Linked DNA regions of Homo sapiens: regions 1 and 2 are each linked to region 3. The links are chromatin loops, found by intact Hi-C in ENCODE. Cell type or tissue: CD4-positive, alpha-beta T cell. All regions are shown on one strand. Region 1 overlaps CAMK1D (calcium/calmodulin dependent protein kinase ID). Region 2 overlaps CAMK1D (calcium/calmodulin dependent protein kinase ID). Region 3 overlaps CAMK1D (calcium/calmodulin dependent protein kinase ID).

Region 1 (2,500 bases), 150 kb after region 3:
AGTTGCGTTGCCTTCTTCTCTCATTAAAACATGGCCAGGCGCGGTGGCTCACGCCTGTAATCTCAGCACTTTGGGAGGCCGAGGTGGGTGGATCACTTGAGGTCAGGAGTTCGAGACCAGCCTGACCAACGTGGTGAAACCCCATCTCTACTAAATACAAAAAATTAGCCTGGCGTGGTGGCACATGCCTGTAATCCCAGCTACTTGGGAGGCTGAGGCAGGAGAATCACTTGAGCCTTGGAGGCTGAGGTTGCAGTGAGCCGAGATCGTGCCATTGCACTCTAATAACACAATCATGGGAGTGAAGTTCTGTCATTATAAGAGGTGAGCTCAGCTTAAGAGCATGATAACATCCACATTACAGGGAGGAACAGTGGACATGTCAAATTCTCATTGCTGTGATTTGGGGCAAGAAAAAATAACAGGCACCACCTAGCAACCCTACCCCAAGCATCTCAAGATGTGGTAATTTCTTTTATACAAAACAAGTTTGTTTTGTTCAACCACGTTTAAGCCTATAGGTGTGATCCTTGTTTTTATAGGCAGCTAATTTCAAAGTGACATTTTGGGATGGGTTAATTTCACTTGTATTTTTCTTGCTTTTTGAATGCCTTACAGTTGAGGCTGTCAGCACTCGGCCTCCACCACAGCCAAGAGTCAGACAGAATGTGGAACCACCCACCAAGTGGGCCAATGACAATGGGCTCTACGTTTCTGTCCCTTCTCATTTCCTGCTGTAAACTTTCAGGGAGTCAGTGAACTCAAGCGTTTCTGTCAGATATAGAAACATTTCCCATGGTTGGAAAGTTAAAGGCTAGTTTAGGTTACAGGCAGTTTGTCTGCTGGAAAATACATAGTTTTCAGACACTTCCTTTTCTGGTAATAAACAAAAACAAAATCAGGAAACTGTTTCCAGGAGGTTGAACGTGTGGTTCTCATCTGCTCGGCCTCATGCGGTGTTCAAGTCCCAGGAAGTGGTTGACGTAGGTGGGGCAGCCATATTGCAGCCAGGCCCAGGCTGCAGGAAGGAATTGACTATATAGGTCAGGATCCACTTGCGGAAAGCAGAAATGATTCCAGCTGGTTTAAGCACAGGGTGATGAGAATTTCAAGTGCTGACACTGACAATGAAAGGCGGGGAAGGAGACTCACTCCATGCTGAGGTTCCAGGCATGATCTTCAAGGTGATCTGGGGGAGACCAGGTGTGGTGCCTCATGCCTGTAATCCCAACACTATGGGAGGCTGAAGAGGGCAGATCATCTGAGGTCAGGAGTTCAATACCATCCTGGCCAACATGGTGAAACTCCGTCTCTACTAAAAATACAAAAATTAGCCAGGCATGGTGGCATGTGCCTTCAATCCCAGCTACTCTGGAGGCTGAGGCAGGAGAATCGCTTGCACCTGGGAGGTGGAGGTTGCAATGAGCCGAGATCACACCATTGCACTCTGGCCTGGGCAACAAGAGTGAAACTCCATCTGAAAAAAAAAAAAAAAAAAAAAAGGATGGTTTTAGGAGAGATTCTTCTTTTGCTAAAGCTAGGAACTTGAGGAATTATCAGAATGTGGGCAGTCACTAAAATGCTGCTGGCTTGTGGAATACACCTTCCCCCGATTCTAGGCTCATGAACTTGGGCCTGGTCCCTGGGACCTTTGCATCTGAGGTGGGGTGATTGATCCAGGCCCATCTTGAATGTCTTGATTGTATCTTTGCATTTGCGTTTTGTAAGTCAAGTCCAACGTGCGTGCTCTGGGCCATGCGTCTTCTGTCCATAGCCCGTTCTGTCCCCTACCCCTTGACCATGTTTCCAGGGTGAGTGTTCAGCTGCCCACTTTCTGGTCCCACCCAGAGACCACTGCCACCTGAGGAAGCGTGACATTAGATAGCAAATTTTAAAAATACCATGACAGGTCAATAAAGAGACCACAGAAGAAAGGGGAAAGTATTTCCTCCTGATTTTTGAACAAGGTGCCTGGCATTTTTGTATTGCACTGGGCTGTGAAAGCTGTGTAGCCAACTCTGAATGCATCTCATCGCTTCCTACTATGAGTAGCAGCTTCTGCCTTCCCTCCTTTCCAGGGCTAAGTCTCTGCTTGGGGGAGAGTCAGGCCACACATGGAACCCAGCTGCAGGGGAGTCTGGGAAAGGAGTTGTTAGGGTTTTGTCTTCTGGCAAGCAGTAAGACACCCTAAAAGGGGTGGAGATGAGAGAGCTCTTCAGTCCTAAAAAGGGACATAGCCCAGGAAGACCCAAGAAGGGAAAGCAGGAAGTGAGGAGAGTGTGGGCATTTGGAGGAGGGGTTGAGTTTATCCCCCTTTAAAAGAGAAACTGTCGACAAAATAAATGTAGTAGAATTTCTTTGAGCATTAAAGGATTCATGAGTTGGGCAGCCCTCACAAACAGAAGAGGTTCAGAGATCTAGGCTTTGGCAGCATGAGCAGTGGGCTTCTATAGGCTGAACTTGGAAGCAAAGTAAAGCATTTATTTGATTGGCTCCAGCT
Region 2 (2,500 bases), 160 kb after region 3:
CAATCTCAACTCACTGCAACCTCTGCCTCCTGGGTTCAAGTGATTCTCCTGCATCAGCCTCCTGAGTAGCTGGGACTACAGGCACCTGCCACCACTCCTGGTTAATTTTTTGTATCTTTAGTAGAGACGGGGTTTCACCATGTTATACAGGATGGTCTCGATCTCCTGACCTTGTATCTGCCTGCCTCGGCCTCCCAAAGTGCTGGGATTAGAGGCATGAGCCACCGTGCCGGGTACCAGTGCAGTACTTTTATTTTACAGAGAAAATAACAGGCCTGGCTCCATGAAGGCCATGAGGCTAGGAAGGTCTGGCTCCTAGGTCAGGGCACCTCCCTGTGAACCATATGGCTTCTAATATATAGTGTGATGGTGGATAGAAACCATTCAAGTGTGTGTGTGTGTGTGTGTGTGTGTGTGTATGTGTGTCAAAGAGAGAGACAGACACACATATATACACCCCTTGGCCAGAACTTCACTACTGTGGCAGATAGTATTTGCATCCGTGCCATCTTCCAAAAGCATTTAGCCCTGGCTGCCCACCCCTGCCCAGCACCTGGTGATTCCAGGCCACTCAGGGGCCCACTCTGACCCTCGGTGGCTCTTCGCCACCCTCTTCTCTGTGATCCAAGCAGAACTTCTGCAGTACAGTTTGTGCCCACTCACTTCAGAGAGATGATACAAAACACTTCTCAGGAGTGAGCAGGTGACAGTTGGGGAGGAAGGAGGGGAGCCCTGGGGGCTGCGGTGCCACTGGCAGCCCCAGAAAACACTGCCGCATTGCCCAGCTCTGCCTCAGCCCTGGGCTGTCCTTGGACAGGGCCATGGGATGCCACTTCCCTCTCTCTCCCTTTGGCAGAGAGCCCTCGGAAACAGGAGTTATTGAGAAACCAAAAGTAAACAGCTCAGCCTCTCCCCGGGGCCTGTGGAGCCTGTTGCCCCGGATGGATGGGGTTAGTGCCAGCAGCTGCTCAGATGATCTGTGGGGCATGTTCTGGGGTGGAGGGGGCTGGGAGCCACGGGGCAGAATTTGGCCGTGAGAGAAGCATTGCAAAGGTCATCGTAGGCCTGACTTCTAGGGCACATCGTCAGATCGAGGTCGGAGAAAAGGCAAAACTGCAAGCCCCTTCCTCATGCTTGCTTCACAGCCACGCCGCTTGGAGTTGAAAGCAGCCAGAATAACCGTTTCCTTTGAGTTAACAACGCAGGTGCCGTCATCCTCCTGTGAGCCGCGGCTGCTCAGGGACCACAGGGGAGGGAGCGCGGGGCCTCTGAATCGGGCATCACTTTCTGCTCTGCCCCATGGGCCCCTCACACACAGCACCTACTAGGGACAGACAGTTCAGGAGTCAGAGACAGGGATGCCAGGCGACCCCGGCACAGAGTCGGTCACGCACGTTTCCTCCACTGTCCTGACCTGCCTACTTCCGCCTAACCCATTTGGCTGAGCTGGTACTGATGTTCTTAAGATGGCAAAAATCAGTCGATGGGGCTTGGGCTCTGAGATCTGCCTGATAGTTGTAGGAACCACGGACGGCCCTCCCTGGGCAGGGCTCAGAATGGATGGCTGGATTTTAACTCGTGGTTTCCTGATGGTTTGGGAAGGACATTTGAAACATCCTCCTCTGTGGAGTCTCCCTTTGCCCCATGCCTAGAACCAGGGGTTGCACGTGCTCATTTCTCTCCTGCCGTATGTATAATCAGGGCTCTCATGCGTTGATCCCTGTGGCGTCTCGGGCACCACGCCCAACTCTGAAGTCTGTATGTGCCCTTTAATCACTCGGAGATTGCTGGGGATTGGATATTATCATTCGCAAAGTGTAGATGAGAAACCTGAGGCTTGTCTTGCCTGTGTTCTCCAGCAAGGAAGTGACAGATAATTTTTTTTTTCTTTTTTTTGGAGATGGAGTCTCGCTCTGTCACCGGGCTGGAGTGCCGTGGCGCAGTCTCAGCTCACTGCAACCTCCGCCTCCTGGGTTCAAGTGATTCTCCTGCCTCAGCCTCCCTAGTAGCTGGGAATACAGGCGTCCACCACCATACCCCGCTAATTTTTGTATTTTTAGTAGAGACGGGGTTTCACCATGTTGGCCAGGATGGTCTCAATCTCTTGACCTCGTGATCCACCCACCTCGGCCTCCCAAAGTGCTGGGATTATAGCATGAGCCACCGCGCCTGGCCCAGAAGTAACAGATAATTTAAGCCCAGTTCCATCTCTCTCGTCCATACGTGCAGCCACCTGCCAGTGGAGTGAATGCCCATTTATGCTTCTTTCCCTTCCGGCCTCCCTCCCTTTCTTCTTTCCTGCCTTTCCAACTGGGCTTTAAAGCCAAGTAGAAATTTATCATCTGCATGTCTCATTCTGTGCATTAGTGAGGCTAATCCAGGGTTTGCTGTATGAGAACCTCCTAGTAAAGTATCTGAAAGCATCGCTGTAAAGGATAAATTTGTCATGAGAGGTGTTGTGGGTTCTAGGGAGAGACATTCAGAAAACCACCTAGGCCGT
Region 3 (2,500 bases):
TTTAGGGCTAGGTGTGGTGGCTCATGCCTGTAATCCCAACACTTTGGGAAGCTGAGACAGAAAGATTGCTTGAGGCCAAGAGTTTGAGAACAGCCTGGGCTACATAGCAAGACCCCGTCTCTCCAAAAAATTAAGAAATTAGCTGAGTGTAGTTGTGTGCACCTGGGGTCCCAACTACTCAAAAGAGTGAGGTGGGAGGATTGCCTGAGCCTGAGAGGTTGGGACTGAAGTAAGCCAAGATTGTGCCACAGCATTCCAGCCTTGGTGATAGAGTGAGATCCTATTTCAAAAAAAAATATTGATTTTAAGTTAATTTTGTAGTTCACTGTAGTCTTGAACTCTTGGACTCAAGTGATCCTCCTGCCTCAGCCTCCTGAGTAACGAGGACTACAGGTATGTATCACCATGCTTGGCTGATTTATTTTTTTTACTTATTTTTATTATTATTATTTTTTGAGATGGAGTTTCGCTCTTGTTGCCCAGGCTAGGGTGCAATGGCACAATCTCGGCTCACTGAAACCTCTGCCTTTGGATTCAAGTGATTGTCCTGCCTCAGCCTCCCAAGTATTTGGGATTACAGGTGTGTGCCACTACACCTGGCTAATTTTTTTCTGTTTTTAGTAGAGACAGGGTTTCACCATGTTGGTCAGGCTAGTCTCGAACTCCTGACCTTAAGTGATCCTCCTGCCTTGGCCTCCCAAAGTGTTGGGATTACAGGCATGAGCCACGACTCCTGGACTTTTTTACTTACTTTTACTTTTTGTATTTTTATTTTTACTTATTTTTATTTATTTATTTTTTTGTTTCTCTATATTGCCCAGGCTGATCTTGAACTCCTGGCCTCAAGTGATCCTCCTGCCTTGGCCTCCCAAAGTGTTGGGATTACAAGCGTGAGCCACGATGCCTGGATTTTTTACTTATTTTTACTTTTTGTATTTTTATTTTTGCTTATTTTAATTTTTATTTTTTTTTTGTTTCTCTATATTGCCCAGGCTGATCTTGAACTCCTGGCCTCAAGTGATCCTCCTGCCTCAGCCTCCCAAAGTTGCTGAGATTACAGGTATGGGCCACCATGCCTGGCCCACAGAGTTCTCTGGAGGAGAAACTGTAGAGCCGTGTGGATTCTTGCCTGGGTTTGTTTAGAGATACTACGGACTTCTTGCCTAGGTTTGTTTGGAGAAGAGTCAAGCAGTACTTGAGTGATTTGAATTTTTGTTGAGAAAAACAAAGTGAAAAACATTTTTTCGACATCAGATATGTTGTTTTAGCCTCTGTGGCAGATTTTATTTTTCTCTTTTACTTTTTGTTTTTATCCTTTTGTACTATTTTTAAAGAAAGGAATGAGAAGAAATTATCCCCGGACCATTCCTCCCGGTGAAAAACATGAAATGTGACTATCCGGAAATGGAGTGTGATCACAGGGGCACGTACGGCTGAGTCATCCAAAACGCTGACTGTCGTGTAGGGCTCCGTGGTTTTGGTGGTTTTCTTAACTTCTCTGTGCCCTGGTTACTTCATCAATGTGATGGAGATAATAATCTCATCGGATGTTGTGATTTACTGAGATCATTCTTGTAAACACTTAGAATAGTTCCTGGTACACAGCAAGCGGTTTGTGATTGTTATTGTATGATTCTATCCAGATTCTATTACGTCATGTTACTATGTTATGAAAGATTCCAGTTCCTTGGTGCACTGATGTGGTCTTTGAAACTCAGAACAAATGTTACCTGGGCCGATGTTACATGAGTATTTGGCCATTAAAATCAGATAAAGAGGCCAACCTAGCAAGTTACTCTCATTGAAGTGTGGCTTGTCTGCCATCCTCATTGGGAGCACGTAGAACCTCCCCAAGCTGAGTGGGCAGGGTCCGTGTGGCTGTGTGAAGGGCCCCGTCGTCTTGTGTAGCTGCTCCCGTGTTGAGAGTATAGCATGTTGAAAACAGCCTTGGCAGGAACCACGCTTGCTGTTAACCAGCTCGTCCACTAACCAGCTGTGTATACCCTAGGTCAGGCCAGCTGTTTAAAAAAAAAAAAAGTGAAGATATTTGCTAAGAGAGTAGATCTCAAGTGCCATCATCACACGCACACAAGGGGTGATGATGGCAGTTGATAGGTATGTTAGCTTGATCATGGTGATCATTTTATGATGTATACATATATCAAAACATCATGTTACGATGTATACATATATCAAAACATCATGTTACGATGTATACATATATCAAAACATCATGTTGTATACCTAAATATATACCATTTTTATTTGTCAGTCATACCTCAGTAAAGCTTAAAAAAAGACACATGTTGGCCGGGCGTGGTGGCCCACGCCTATAATCATTTGGGAGGCCTAGGTGGGTGGATCACTGGAGGTTAGGAATTTGAGATTAGCCTGGCCAACATGGCGAAACCCCACCTCTACTAAAAATATAGAAATTATCTGGGCATGGTGGCAGGCGCCTGTAATCCCAGCTAACTGGGAGGCTGAGGTGGGAGAATCG

The links. A loop is a pair of places that touch in the nucleus more often than their neighbours do. Peaks named below come from ENCODE experiments on the same cell type or tissue, not always from the same donor. Only the 100,000 strongest peaks of a DNase experiment are listed, where the experiment ranks them.
Region 1: a loop joins it to region 3, with 3 times the contacts of the local background. A loop is called at or near these places in 3 of 110 quality-filtered maps.
Region 2: a loop joins it to region 3, with 4 times the contacts of the local background. A loop is called at or near these places in 3 of 110 quality-filtered maps.

Annotation. Positions count from the first base shown.
Region 1 is chr10:12,593,863-12,596,362 of GRCh38, forward strand. All of the region lies in intron 2 of CAMK1D (calcium/calmodulin dependent protein kinase ID), which reads left to right. Among named protein-coding and RNA genes, the nearest start is that of MIR4480, 16 kb to the left of the region's middle. In CD4-positive, alpha-beta T cell, no CTCF peak of the experiment used is centred here; DNase peaks (open chromatin) are centred at 679 and 979; H3K27ac peaks cover 2,258 bases.
Region 2 is chr10:12,604,950-12,607,449 of GRCh38, forward strand. All of the region lies in intron 2 of CAMK1D (calcium/calmodulin dependent protein kinase ID), which reads left to right. Among named protein-coding and RNA genes, the nearest start is that of MIR4480, 27 kb to the left of the region's middle. RefSeq lists an enhancer at 804-853. In CD4-positive, alpha-beta T cell, no CTCF peak of the experiment used is centred here; DNase peaks (open chromatin) are centred at 932 and 1,212; H3K4me3 peaks cover 1,224 bases; H3K27ac peaks cover 1,509 bases.
Region 3 is chr10:12,447,415-12,449,914 of GRCh38, forward strand. All of the region lies in intron 1 of CAMK1D (calcium/calmodulin dependent protein kinase ID), which reads left to right. Among named protein-coding and RNA genes, the nearest start is that of CAMK1D, 99 kb to the left of the region's middle. RefSeq lists an enhancer at 992-2,191. In CD4-positive, alpha-beta T cell, no CTCF peak of the experiment used is centred here; a DNase peak (open chromatin) is centred at 1,487; H3K4me3 peaks cover 866 bases; H3K27ac peaks cover 1,023 bases.